Regions from separate parts of the Homo sapiens genome. Here region 2 is linked to region 1. A link is a contact called in ENCODE Hi-C or POLR2A ChIA-PET data. All regions are on one chromosome and are shown on one strand. Each heading gives the region's core, a stretch centred on a gene start or an enhancer-like site at or near the end of the contact. The rest is flanking DNA. Distances are from core to core; before and after follow the strand shown. Region 1 overlaps LINC02625 (long intergenic non-protein coding RNA 2625). Region 2 overlaps ARID5B (AT-rich interaction domain 5B).

Region 1 (6,597 bases), core at 3,213-5,712:
GACAACTGGTCCCAGCACCTTATACTTCAGCCCTGTGAATGGGACACAGACAAACAGAAAGTTTTATATGCAGATGTAGGAACTGAGATGTCTCCCCCAAAAATAGGCTGTTTAAGGACTTCTACCAGCACTTCGGGCATTTTCTCTTTTGGGGCAAAAACTTGGACCAATTGAACAATTTCAAACTCTACGGAACAGGTACCTTGGGAAAAGGTGATGGGGAGAAGGGGAAGTTTTCCCCCCACTCATCTTTTATTCCTATCTTAAATGGAACCACATACTAGCATATGTCAAAAACACAGAGGAACCATCTTCTGCTCATGCCTCTCCATATAGATGTTGACTCAGTAGACGAAGAGTGCTGAATGGGAACAGAACTTTAACTCAAATTCATTCCCTATAATTTCACAATAATATGGACACCAAACTTAAAAATTTTTTTACAATGTACTGAGAGCAAGGGCCATGTCTATCTTGTTCACTGGAGTATTTCTAGAACCTAGCACAATGTCTGGCACCCAGTAGGTGTTTTAAAATATTTGTTGCCTGAATGAATATATAAGAAGAAAAAAAAGTAATAATTTGAAGGATTTCTTATTATCTGATGCTGATAGAGAGTAGAGGCACTGATTTACAGAACAAGTATAAAGCAGTACAGCTTGCTAATACCTTTTAAAACGTGTTGATGCTCATAAATCCAAAATAAACGACCTGTAAAATCACTTAAGAAGAAATAATACGCATTTAATCAGCCTTCCAGAGGAAAGTCTGAAGAAAAAGAAGAGAATTTCATGAAGAATTATTAAATCCCTTCAAATTCAATCGCTGGCCGATCACAGACATGCCACATGTCCCTCTGCCCACAGGGCCGTCACTTTAGGCGGTCTTCCTCAGTGTTTCCTTATAAAACTCCTAAATTACAGCCACCTCCTGGAGCCACAGAAAAAGGCTTTGGATTGACTGAAAAAAGGGCAAGTCCTCTTACAGGTCTAGCCAGCAGACTTTCCCATATTCCACAGAGAGATCTTAAATAAAGGGGGAGAAACTGAACACATCACCCACATACTAAAGCCAGTATCTTCAAAGTCTTACACACAGCTTTAGCTTCATGTCAAAAGGGCTCTTCCTCTGGCAAATAAAATTCAAAACACTGTGAAATGCCAGTCTGTGCCGCTGCTTTATAATCCTGTTGAAGTTTCTGGAATTTAACAGAGTTCTGATACCTTCCATTCCATCCTGGATTTTGCCTCTTAGTCTGCTAATGAGAGTGACTTTACCTTTCCTGGAGTTTGATTAAGGTCCTGAGGGTGGCAGTAAAATGGATCCATGTTTTTATTACAAACTCAATTAGCAGAAGTTGGAATTGCTCTCTTCAACAAAGTTAAATAAATTGTTAATGAGAAATTTACCTTCACTGGATTTGCTAGTTGCCTTATTAGCTTGGAGTCAACACTATTAAAGGAGAAGATGTTTATTAAAGCTTAAGGTGTTTGCTAGATGGAATGTTAAAAAGAAGATGGCAGGATAGCGCCACTGACTGCCTGCTTCCAAAACCCAGAGGGGCTCCCATGATCCATCCAAAATAACTGAGTTCCAGCCCTCATTTGGGTCTCTTCATCAGGGAAATAGCAATTTACCCAGTAGATAAAAGTGTCAGACATTCCTGGATAGCATCTAAAGCTTCTCTCTTCACTCGATGTCATGGGGACGTTTTTAAAGATAGACACTAGCATGAAGAAAGATTACCCAGTAGTAGATGTGTCTGAACAGGGCATAGGAACACTTTTCCGTCTCTGCTAAGAAGGAAACTAAAACACCCCACCATAAATGTCAGGAGCATAGAAGAAGGAGCCTATTTACGCAAGAAACTTTACATACAGACCTCAAAACCACTTACCCAAGGAAAACAATAATGTCTCCCTGATGTGGCATTCCCAAAATGCCTCATTTTAATAACCAGGACAAGCTCTAGGCAAAGTTGTGAGGCCAGTCAAGATTCTTTTCAGCCCCCTCTCCATTTATGTCTCTCTCAAAAATGTTCCCCTGCCCCCACGCCCCTCCCCCACCCCGCCCACTATGTAACCCCTGCGATAAGATCTGCAGACTACTTCACTCCATTGCAAGATCCCTCCTTATAGCTACTGTATGGCCCTCAAGAGTCAGAAAAGCTAAAGACCTCATTTCCCAGAGTCCCCTGCTGCTTAGGTTCCATGTGAAACCCAGCGTGAGCCAAACACGCTCCCTCATGAGAGCTGGACTATAGAAGCAGACATCAAGGCTGAGGCTGCACCCCACTACTTCTGCTAACCAGCACAGTGTGGAGACATGTGGGAACTATAACAGAGCCCCCAGGGTCCAGATCCTATCACTGTGGCTATTGAGAGGCAAGTGCAGGTTGGATAGACGTGGTGAGGTGCAGAGCCAGCAGTTGTAGAGGCGACCTCCTTATTCACAAACTTGATCATGGCAGAGGCAGCAACTGCCTCCGTGGGCCAGCCCTGAGGTGTTGTTCTGAGGTGTGATTCCTGGAAGCTCTGCTTAAAGAACTCTAGCCTTTCTAGTGATCTTTGTAAGCTCTTATTCCTTGTATGAAACTCATTTCTGCTAAAAATGACTATACTGAATTATGTTATGTACAACTAAACTCTGACAGAAATACTTCCTTCCCACATAGGCAATCAAGTGACTTAATACTTGGCCCTTCATCTTCTCAGATGAAACGGTTGATAAACTAATTCACAATAAATAGTCAGTGACTAATATAGCAACTTCTTATGAATAATGGCCTTAATCAAAGCAAAAGATTCTAATGGTAGACAACCATGAATGGTCTATGATGTTGATGGAGATTTTTTTTCCTAGGCAAGAAGGCAAAGGTTTTTTTAAATTTAAAGAAGTTGTTATTAGTTGTTGCTGATGATGATAATGTCGGCAGTGATGTTTAAAAGCTGTCCTCACTTGTAAAGTTCCCTGGGCTGACAACTTCAACTCACCTAACCCTCTAACTGGGGCTAAAAACACCATGATCACGACTCAGTTTTTTGCCTCTCACTGCAAACTTCATGTATGGAGGTTTCATGAAACTATACAGAGAAAAGTTGCCATATAAGAAAATGAACAAGGGTTCTAGCATCTCTCTGAAAATTGATAGTGCACTTTTAGATAGAAGACAGAGAACAGGCTGAGGAAGAAGGCAAATAGGTAGACAGAGATGATTGACAATGTCCACGTGCACATCCACAGATGTTCCTGAATCAGCTACTTTGTCAAGACCCCACCCTAGGTGCTTCTGGTAAAGAGGTAAGGCTTGTCCTGGCTTCCAGGATCTCACAGTGTAGGGGAACAAGGGAAATTGCCATTTCTTAATCACTTATCGTTTGCTAGTAGACTTTGTTGATTTCATTCATACAATAAATATTTTGTTTTTGTTCTAGTTTATGAGACAGATGAATAAGTTAGGTTTCCTAATCCCTTATAGAGGGAGCCAGACATGACATCAGTACTTACACAAAACGTTTTCAATTATAACTGAGGCAAGTACTACAAGGAAAATCATAGCACATGGTCTAATGGAGGAGGAGGAGGAGTTAGCATGACTTGGTCTGAGGGTCCATGGAAGCCCTCCCAGAAAAAAGCTGTTCCAGCTGGGTTCTGGGGCCAAGCATGAATTAGTCCAGTGGAAGGAACAGCACCAGCAAAGGCCCTGAGTTGGAAGGAGCTTACTCCAAGAATAAGGTACATATTATTATCCCCATTTTACACATGAAGTAGCTGAGATCTACAAAGATTAAGTAACTTCCTAAGGTTATGCATAACACATAAACTCAAAGATAGCGATCTACCATATAATCCAGCCTCTCCTAGAAGCAGAAACAAAGATACACGGCAGCCTTTAAAAACAATTATCAGGAGACCCTCTCATGCCCCTCAAGGCCACTGCTCCTCCTGAAGGAGCTAAGGACAGGTTTTCATTTGCTCACTCTACTGGGCTCCAGATCAAATTAAATTAAAAGCCAGCTATTTCAGACGAAAAAGTCCTGCGTCCTTTTTGGGAATAAAATCGTCTTCCCTCCTCCCCAGGGCCTTTCATACCATTATGGTGCAGTCCCAAGCTATCAATGATAGTGAAAAAATGGGGCTTTGCGATAGAGGAAAGAGGCTATTCAAACTGCTCCTGATTTCTATAAAAGAGAGATCTTTTGATCTTTGAAACAGCCATAGGGCAGTTTGATCTTTCTCAAACTCATTTATTTTAGATTCTTGCAAATTTCTTTTCTGTAGGTTTACTTCCTCAGAAAACTCAATATTCAATTGAACAGTGACTTTTATACATTGAAATGCAATATTGAATAACTGAAGCCTAATAAATGCCATCCCGCCTATATAGGATATTTTAAAAATCATAAAAGGGCTGATTGAGCCCGATCCAGGCAAAGATGACAAAGCGAATTCAATGCTTCTTTTGAAAATGAGTCATGGTCAGAAATACTCACTTTGACCAAAAGCATTTCTTTGAATGCCAGAGGTAAATTTGCTCACTTTCATTTTCTGCCTGGGTTTCAGATCGGCCCTGCAGAACTGAACAAAATCAACTCTGAGAGGCCCTGGCAGCTGTTCCAGATGTAAATGTGAACAGGATACTGAGATTGGGCCTATTTCCTTCTATGTGTTATTTTCAAATTATGCAGATAATATTCAGATATGGGTCTATCAGACTTGGCATATTTTTTTCAGGGAGGAGTAAATCATTGCTATTCTCTGCTGCATTAACATTCCCCAGGACCACCCTCTCTTTTTTTCTTAGAAAAAGGATATTTTCTTGTCACGAGCCTCTAAATTACTGGCACAAGAAGAATCTGACATATGTTCCCAGTCGTGGGGGGGCTCATGGGAGGACAGGTACAACATACTCAATAGATTAGCCAAAAGAAACAGCCTTTGATGTCAGGGAACCTTTCCAAATTTCATGTAAGACTCAAACAATCTGTGGCAAATCAAAGTTCTCAATCAGAACTTCTGTCCCACTTCTCTTGGTGCAGCTATGGCTGGAGGAACTTTTGTTTTAACTCTTTGTAGATTATTACTCAGTTTGAGAGTGTGTTTCTCTCATGACCCTTCCAACATTATGAACTTTAAGAAGATCGATAACTTCATTCTCCATCTTCATCTTAACACATGCACTTTTTCCCTCTTGGATATGTGTTTTAGGAAAATGCAGATTAGCATTGCCAAAGAGCCAGTTGTTTTTAGCAACATTCCCCTCGGTGTGACCTCCTAAGAAGGTCTGATTTTATAAACCATTAAAGGAACACTACGTTTTCCATACTCCCTGTATCAGCTAAAGGCTGGAAAGGGCAGCAAAAGCAGGATCTCCATGGAGGAGGAATGATAACCACTTGGAAGAAGATGGTGGAGAAAAAGCAGGCATTGGCTATGCACAGAAGATGTCGGTCTTGCTTTAACAATCTCCCTTAAGGCCTGCTGCCCCACACTTTCCTTATGGTGTCAGCATTCCAAGAACATTCTTTGGGAACCAGAGACAAAGATGGCACCAATACCTCAGAGCCTTTTGATTAAAGAGTTGTCGTTTTCCATCTTGGGACCGTGGAAAACAACTTTTACATAAGAAAGTTTCTCTCAAGGGTGAGTAAACTATCCACAGCTTAAAAATAAAAATTGATAATTAATGTCCATGAAAGGGCTCTAAAGAAAAGATTCCCAGCAAATCAAAGGTAAAATTCTGAGCTCATATGACTATATCCATAGACATGTCCGTGCCTGTCTCTAGAGCCATTAGCTATCCAAGAGACATTGGAGGAAAGAAATTATTATTTCCTTAGAAGCAAATGGAGGCTTCCTTTTCCTTCCATCAAGAACACTTTAAAACAAACAAACAAACAAACAAAAAACAATATCTGGATTTCTAGACACTCAGAAATATGTTATTCATAGGTTTCTTACACTTCCGGGCCTAGAACATAAGGTAGCATGTTCTAAGAATAATGTTCTGAGAGGAACGTAAGATATAAAAGAACTAATGTCATTCAAGGCACAGTAATACAATCCAAAGACAAAACAGCACCACACACATCTTACAGGGCATGTGCTCTGTGTCTAGTCTATCACTGGTTTGAAAAACTCTAGTGGAATGAGATTACCTTTGTCACTCAGTTAGCACCACTTGTCACCTTTCATTGACTCTGCTGTTTCCCGTTTATAATTTCAGCAGGAGATTGAATCAAGCTGTAGACTTATGGAATAACGCCCCCAGACATTCACCCAAGAGTAGTTTAGGCAAAGTTTTCTGTGTCAGGAATAAAAATGTTGAATTTGAAAATGAAGTACAACCAAGTGGAAATATAAAATGGCAGAGGAGGGCCAGATGTGATGGTTCGCACCTATAATCCCAGCACTTTGGGAGGCTGAGACAGGCAAATCACTTGAGCTCAGGAGTTCAAGAGCAGCCTGGGCAACACAGAGAAACCTTGTCTTTACAAAAAAGACAAAAGTTAGCTGGGCGTGGTGGCACACGCCTGTAGTCCCTGCTTCTTGGGTGACTGAGACAGGAGGAACACTCCAGCACAGGAGGCTGAGGCT
Region 2 (6,324 bases), core at 2,397-4,896, 230 kb after region 1:
GCTACATGTAAGTGAGATCTTGCAGTATTTGTCTTTCTGTGACTACCTTACTTCACTCCACACAATGCCCTCCAGGTTCTTTCATGTTGTTGCAAATGGTGGCAGAATTTGCTTCTTTTTTAAGGCTAAATAGTATTCCATTGGGTATATATATATATATATATATACCACATTTTCTCTTTTAATTTTTATGGATATATAATAATACATATTTATGGGGGTTCATATGATACTTTGATAAAAATGTAATACTTTGATACAATATGTAATGATGAAATAGGGTAATTGCGGTATCTATTACATCAAGCATTTATCATTTCCTTGATACACTTTATTTTAAAATCTATTCATCCTTTGATGAAAACTTAGGTTGACTCATAGTCTTGGCTATTGTGAATAGTGCTGCAGTGAACATGGGAGTGCAGATATCTCTTCGACATATTGATTTCCTTTCTTTTGGCTATATACCCAATAGTGGGATTGCTGGATCATATGGTAATTCTATTTTTAATTTTTTGAGGAACTTCCATACTGTTTCCCATAATGGCTGTACTAATTTACATTTCCTTGTTACCAATATTTTAATCACACTTTATGCACACTTAAGATTGAGACTCAATACTGTAGGAATGCTTAAAGTTGAAGTTGGTTGCAGTGGTAATGGAGAATGGAAGTTGACAAAGTAATTGTTACCACCAGCTCCTCCCATAATTGCTTCTGTTCGGGTGTGATGGAGGAACTGTTGAGCTGGTGCTGACAGGAGGCAGCGTGTGGTAAGAAGTAGCGGCTGAAGGTAGGGGGTATGTTCCTTGGGTAGTTGCAGATGGGTAAAAGGCTTTGCTAGGTAAAAGTGCAAAGCCCTGATTTTGGAGGTATATACTCTGTATGCTATTAACTACCAAGAAATTAAGAAAAAGCACAGTGTACTAGAAAGGGCATTTGGGAGTCAGGAGAACTATGTTCTGAATATGACCCTCATACAAAATAGGGAGCTTCCATGACTCAGTTAACCTCTCTGGGACTCCACGTCTTATATATGAAATGGAATGTCGGACCGGTTTTTGCACTTTTTTGGATCTCAGGTCCCTTTGAGAATCAGATGAAAGCTATGAATCTTCTCATAAAAAGTGCATGCAAACATAATAAAAATAATAATAGCTTTGAACAATGTCATTAGCAAAAATTGACATGTCAGGCAAATACAGAACATTCTGCATCTATTTTCCAGGATTTGTAGGGTATATGAAACCTCAGATTAAGAACTCCTGGACTGGGTGATCTTTAAGAACCTTTTCTGTTCTCACATACTTGCATTCCATCAATGAAACAAAAAAGGTGTTTCCAATGATTCTCTGTAAACGTTACACTTCATTAATTAGAACAACTCATTTCCTTAGAATTTTAATTCATGAAAATATGAAAATAATGACATTAGATCATACCTTTTATTGAGAGCATACCATGTATCAGGCACTGTTATGTGCCTATAATTTGTGTTCCTAAGAGATAACCACTTAATGAAGTGTTAGTAGGATAAATACTTCAGCGAAAGGCTTATTGAAGCCAAATTTTTCTAGGATTTATTGAGCACCTACTATGTTCATTATCTCCTCGATTTTCACAATAATACTTAGGTAGGGATTGTTACCTTCTCTGGTTTTACAGATGAGAAAGCTGAAGTTCAGACCCGTTTAAGGAAGTCCTTCAACACAGCTGCTTTAGTGGAGCTGGGATTCAAACCCTGCTCTTAAGCTGCAAAGCAGTGCTCTTACGGGTTGTGTTGTGCTTCTTTTCAGTAGCCTATCAACTGTTCTAATTCATTTAAATAATGATTATGAGAATCTGACTTGAGCTCAATGGGACTTTTGTCAAATATATACAGCAGTGCTCCTATGGGGGAAACCGAGTACACTCTTCAAATTCACCTGCGTAGTCTTTGCTTTTCCACCTCTGAACGGTGTGAGGTTTTTTGTTGTTGTTGTTTTCTTTTTTGAGACAGAGTCTTGCTCTGTCACCCAGGCTGGAGTGCAGTGGCGCGATCTTGGCTCACTGCAACCTCCGCCTCCCGGGTTCAAGAGATTCTCCCACCTCAGCCTCCTGAGTAGCTGGGACTACAGGTGCCCACCACCATACCCAGCTAATTTTTGTATTTTCAATAGAGATGGGGTTTCGCTACAGTGGCCAGGCTGGTCTTGAACTCCGACCTCAGGTGATCCGCCCACCTTGGCCTCCCAAAGTGCTGGGATTACAGGCATGAGCCACCGTACCTGGCCTAACAGTGTGAATTTAAACACTGTTATTCACTTCAGCCTTATCTGGCATATGTGGAGCACTTGCCGTAGGTGAATTGTTCGACTAAGACTCAGAGGATGGTGGAGTTTGTGCCTTTAGGAGATTCAGCATTGCGGCTAAGGTTCCATCACTGTACGTAGCTGGCTCTATTCTCATAGGTCAGTGTGCTGTTTGCAGCCTACTGTCCATAAGGCAAACTACAACCCACGGGCCATGTGCAGCGCTCAGCCTGTTACAGAGTTTTATTGGCACACTGCCACACTCATACGCTTACATCTTATCTATGGCTGTTTTTGTGCTATGACAGCTGACTTGAGTATGGCTCACAAAGCTGAAAATACCAACACTCTGACCCTGTACAGAAAAATGTATTGACCTCTGATATAGACCAATGAGGTTCATTAAATTTTAAGACATCATTTCTAAGATACACCATTTTTATATGTGCCACATTGCATATACAATAAAAAGCACTGCTGATTAACAACTGTAAAATGCCATCAATTGAGATGCCACCAATTCTGGAGATATTGAAATTTGAACCAAACAGTGTATCTTACAATTGAAATTTAATACTTTTCAAAGTGATGTTTGAGATTGAGAGGCATTAAAATAAAACCCTGTAAATACGGATTGTCTTAAAGACAATTTTACCCTGCCCATAAGTCAACCAGTCTGTTGCTCCCCACGAAACCTATACTAACAGACCATGTGATAGGACCCAGTGAATTAGAAAAGCACTGGCTTCTTGGCATCTGTCTTCCCAAAGACTGTTGCTAATAATGAGTGGAAGAAATATTTTGGCATTGTCCTCTGATACTATTTTCAACTCCTGTTAGTATAAATATTTGGGGTGTTTCAGTACAGTGGGTTGTGTGGCAGTAAAATTGTTAGTTCTTTTATCTTAGGGCTGGCATATTTGAACAGTATGCCTGTTCTTAAAATGTGTTATGAGGCTATGTACAAAAGGCTTTGTAGTAGTTTGGAATGGGAGGCTTCTCAGATGTTGCTTATGGTTAGATTCTTACTAGTCTGAAAAATATGCTAATTATATACTAGCCTCTGAGCAGAGAGAGTGAACTCAATATTACAATTTTAAACTTCCTCAAAACAAAAACAGGACACCACGTAAGGGGAAGTAGTGATTAATGCATAAACAGTATGTGCCTCGTATGTGTACACAAATTGTCCCTTATGTCTACATACGTTTGTATATTCATATAAACTGCCCAGACAGCAAACATATTTGAAAAAATAAGCCATGACTTTGGGAGGCCAAGGTGGGTGGATCACCTGAGGTCAGGAGTTGAAGACCAGCCTGGCCAACATGGTGAAACCCTGTCTCTACTAAAAATGCAAAAATTAGCCAGGTGTGGTGACATGCCCCGTAATCCTAGCTACTGAGGAGGCTGAGGTGGGAGAATTGCTTGAATCTGGGCATCGGAGACTGCAGTGAGCCAAGATCACGTCATTGCACTCCAGCCTGGGCAACAGAGCGAGACCCCGTCTCGAAAAAAAAAATAAGTCATGGTATTTTGTTTTGTTCTGCTTTTTTTTTTTTCTTCAAAAATAGAAATTTAGGAATTCTGAGTCAGGCCACATATTATTTGGCTAATTCAGCTGCAGAGTAAGTTATTAATGACCCCCAGATGTTGTTTATAGTGATTGGAAATGTTTGGTTGTGAAATAATATTTTCTTTTTTGTGTGTGCAAGTGATATTTCTTAATATGCTCTACAGCATCTGAATAAAAGTTTGATGGCAGAACAGTTTGCATGTCCAATGTAATTGCTTCTAAGTGAGCTCTTCATTCTTCACATTTTTAGCTCTAATTGCTTTTTTTCCCATATGTCTAAAAATAAATATTTGCAAGTTTTGTGTTCTGCTACTCATTGTAATACATAAAATATTTGTACACTGAGCAAAATTCACTGATAATGTTCACAGTGGGCTATTTAGAGAAAGTAAGGTTTGTGTGTAGAGGAGATAAAATACATTTTTATTATTCAATAGTATAAATGCCAGAGAAAGCCATTTATCTTACTTTGAAAGAATATTTTTAAAGAAGTGGCCAGATATTTGACCTCTGAGATGATTTAAATAGATTCAGTTGGAAGAAAAGATCCAGTGTCAAAAATAATCGGGTTTTCTATATAATAGATATTTTAAATGATCTCTGCAAGGTGGCAATTAATTTTTTATTATCAGGGACAGAGGCCCCACTATGTAGATTATCTAAGTCCCTGACTTCCTGGGCAGACCTCCTCTCCCTTCGTTTGAGTTTATTCCAGCTCATTAGCACCTCCATCCGAAGGTTGGCAGAGAAAAGGAGAGGAAGAAAAAATGAAATCACTTCTGCTGCTCTTAATGGCCCTTGGAAAGAATGGATCATGAATGAAACAGAAACCAGTGGGAAAGATAAGCCATTGGATTTTCTGTGTTTTCTTTTATCCTTGCCTTCCTTCGTCACCACAGATAATCAATAGTTGGCTTAAAGACTTTTAAATGAACTGCACATTGGAAGGCTTTGTAGTTGTAATACCAATATCATTATTATCTTTACGTTTCCAAAGACTGGGTGGGTGCCAGAGAGGTAAATATTGCCCGGTCTCCATGTTGGCATGAGACGCGTTCCTGACCTTTTTTTTTTTTTTTCAAACCTGCCCCTCCCCCGCCCCCACCACTGTCGTCTTTTATGCACAGAAGGTAATTTTTTGTGGGTGTTCAGATACAAACATCTGCTTGACCACCCTGTCTTGTGATTATGTCTTATGATCCTGACCTGGTGATATTTTGCATTAATGAAAGTTGGCTGGTTTGGTCTTCCCCATCATATTTACTTCTTAATGTGTTGCTATATTTACAGTTCACCAAGAACAATCTGTGACAAAGATCTGCTTTTATCAGGACAGCTGCCAGATTCATACCACATCTCCAGGTTCTGTTAGACATCACAGTAAAGTAATTCTTTACTGCTTGCTTTACTTGAGCCATCTTTCTAATGTGTATTCTTGAAAGTATCCTGGCTGTATGAATCTCAAATTTCAGTCCCTTTTTTAGACCACCATGCAGCCCAGAGGTTTGGAGCTTTGTCTTGGAAGCTCCTTCCATCAATCAGAATACCAAATTTACATTGTTAGGTTCCCTGGAGGTGTTGGAGCTCTGGATTCAGCAATTATTGTGAATAAGAACCTTGCAGCTAGGGTGAGTGCCAACATTCCAAGTGCTAGCACAATGGAAAAGAGAAGTGGTTTATGTTAGAATATGGTCACATTCTTCTGATTAAACCCACTCAAAAAAGACAACATTGTAATATTTTCCAATGACTGTTTATCATGAATTACGTCAGCCTTCGTTTAAATTGCTATTATTTCTCCTTAATGCTTCTTGGTGCCTGCATAATTTACGGCACTGGCAGCCTCGGGACTATGAAATAACCTTTCACAACCACCGTACAATAGTGAAGAACATGGCGTTTTTGTTGTTAATTATTATAGGACTCCTTTAACTTTTACAAAGTGACATAAAATATTGTTGAGGCATTTATGATTCAAGCTACTTTTACATGGATCTATTTTGCTTCTGGCTAGTTCTTAACTAAAGCAATCATTTGTGGTTATTAGGCCGCCGGAGATATTATGTCAGAACTGGTTTAAGAGTATTATTATGTATCCCATGTCATACACTACATGTCAGCACTTGAGGCTGTCTTTCAATAAAAACAAATGTAATTTTAGTTTGTGCTCTTTTAGGGATTGGCCATTTATAAGCCAACCTGAGTTCATTCGAAGGTGTCCCAACCATTTAGGAGCTTGTTTCAGCCTTCCATCATACACTTTTAGTCTCTTTCCTGTGGATTTAAGACCTTTCCAAAACAAACTTTGGCAAAGGTTTAATTCAGAGTGAAGATTTGCTCCTAGGGAGCCACAGAATTAGCAAGGACTGGTTAATCGCCCAGGGCTGAGCTCGTTCTGATTCCCACATTTTGTGGGTTTTCTTACAGATTTCCTAGGCAGTGAGTCTTCTAATTGTG

The links. A loop is a pair of places that touch in the nucleus more often than their neighbours do. ChIA-PET counts read pairs that join two places held with the same protein, here RNA polymerase II (POLR2A). Pooled maps may share reads with other maps.
Region 2: a loop to region 1 is called in a pooled map, with 2.5 times the contacts of the local background. The contact joins two enhancer-like sites. A Hi-C loop is called at or near these places in 1 of 50 pooled maps. POLR2A ChIA-PET finds 5 or more read pairs at or near these places in 2 of 52 experiments (BJ and GM10248).

What each region holds. Positions count from the first base shown.
Region 1 is chr10:61,782,374-61,788,970 of GRCh38, forward strand. LINC02625 (long intergenic non-protein coding RNA 2625) reads right to left here. Exons shown (of 5, transcript XR_001747461.2): 4 at 1-32. Among named protein-coding and RNA genes, the nearest start is that of LINC02625, 82 kb to the right of the region's middle. RefSeq lists an enhancer at 1-214. Within about 2 kb of position 4,463, at least 5 of the 41 ENCODE cell types and tissues checked have a DNase peak (open chromatin) inside an H3K27ac peak, as active enhancers do.
Region 2 is chr10:62,013,650-62,019,973 of GRCh38, forward strand. All of the region lies in intron 4 of ARID5B (AT-rich interaction domain 5B), which reads left to right. Among named protein-coding and RNA genes, the nearest start is that of ARID5B, 120 kb to the left of the region's middle. Within about 2 kb of position 3,647, at least 5 of the 41 ENCODE cell types and tissues checked have a DNase peak (open chromatin) inside an H3K27ac peak, as active enhancers do.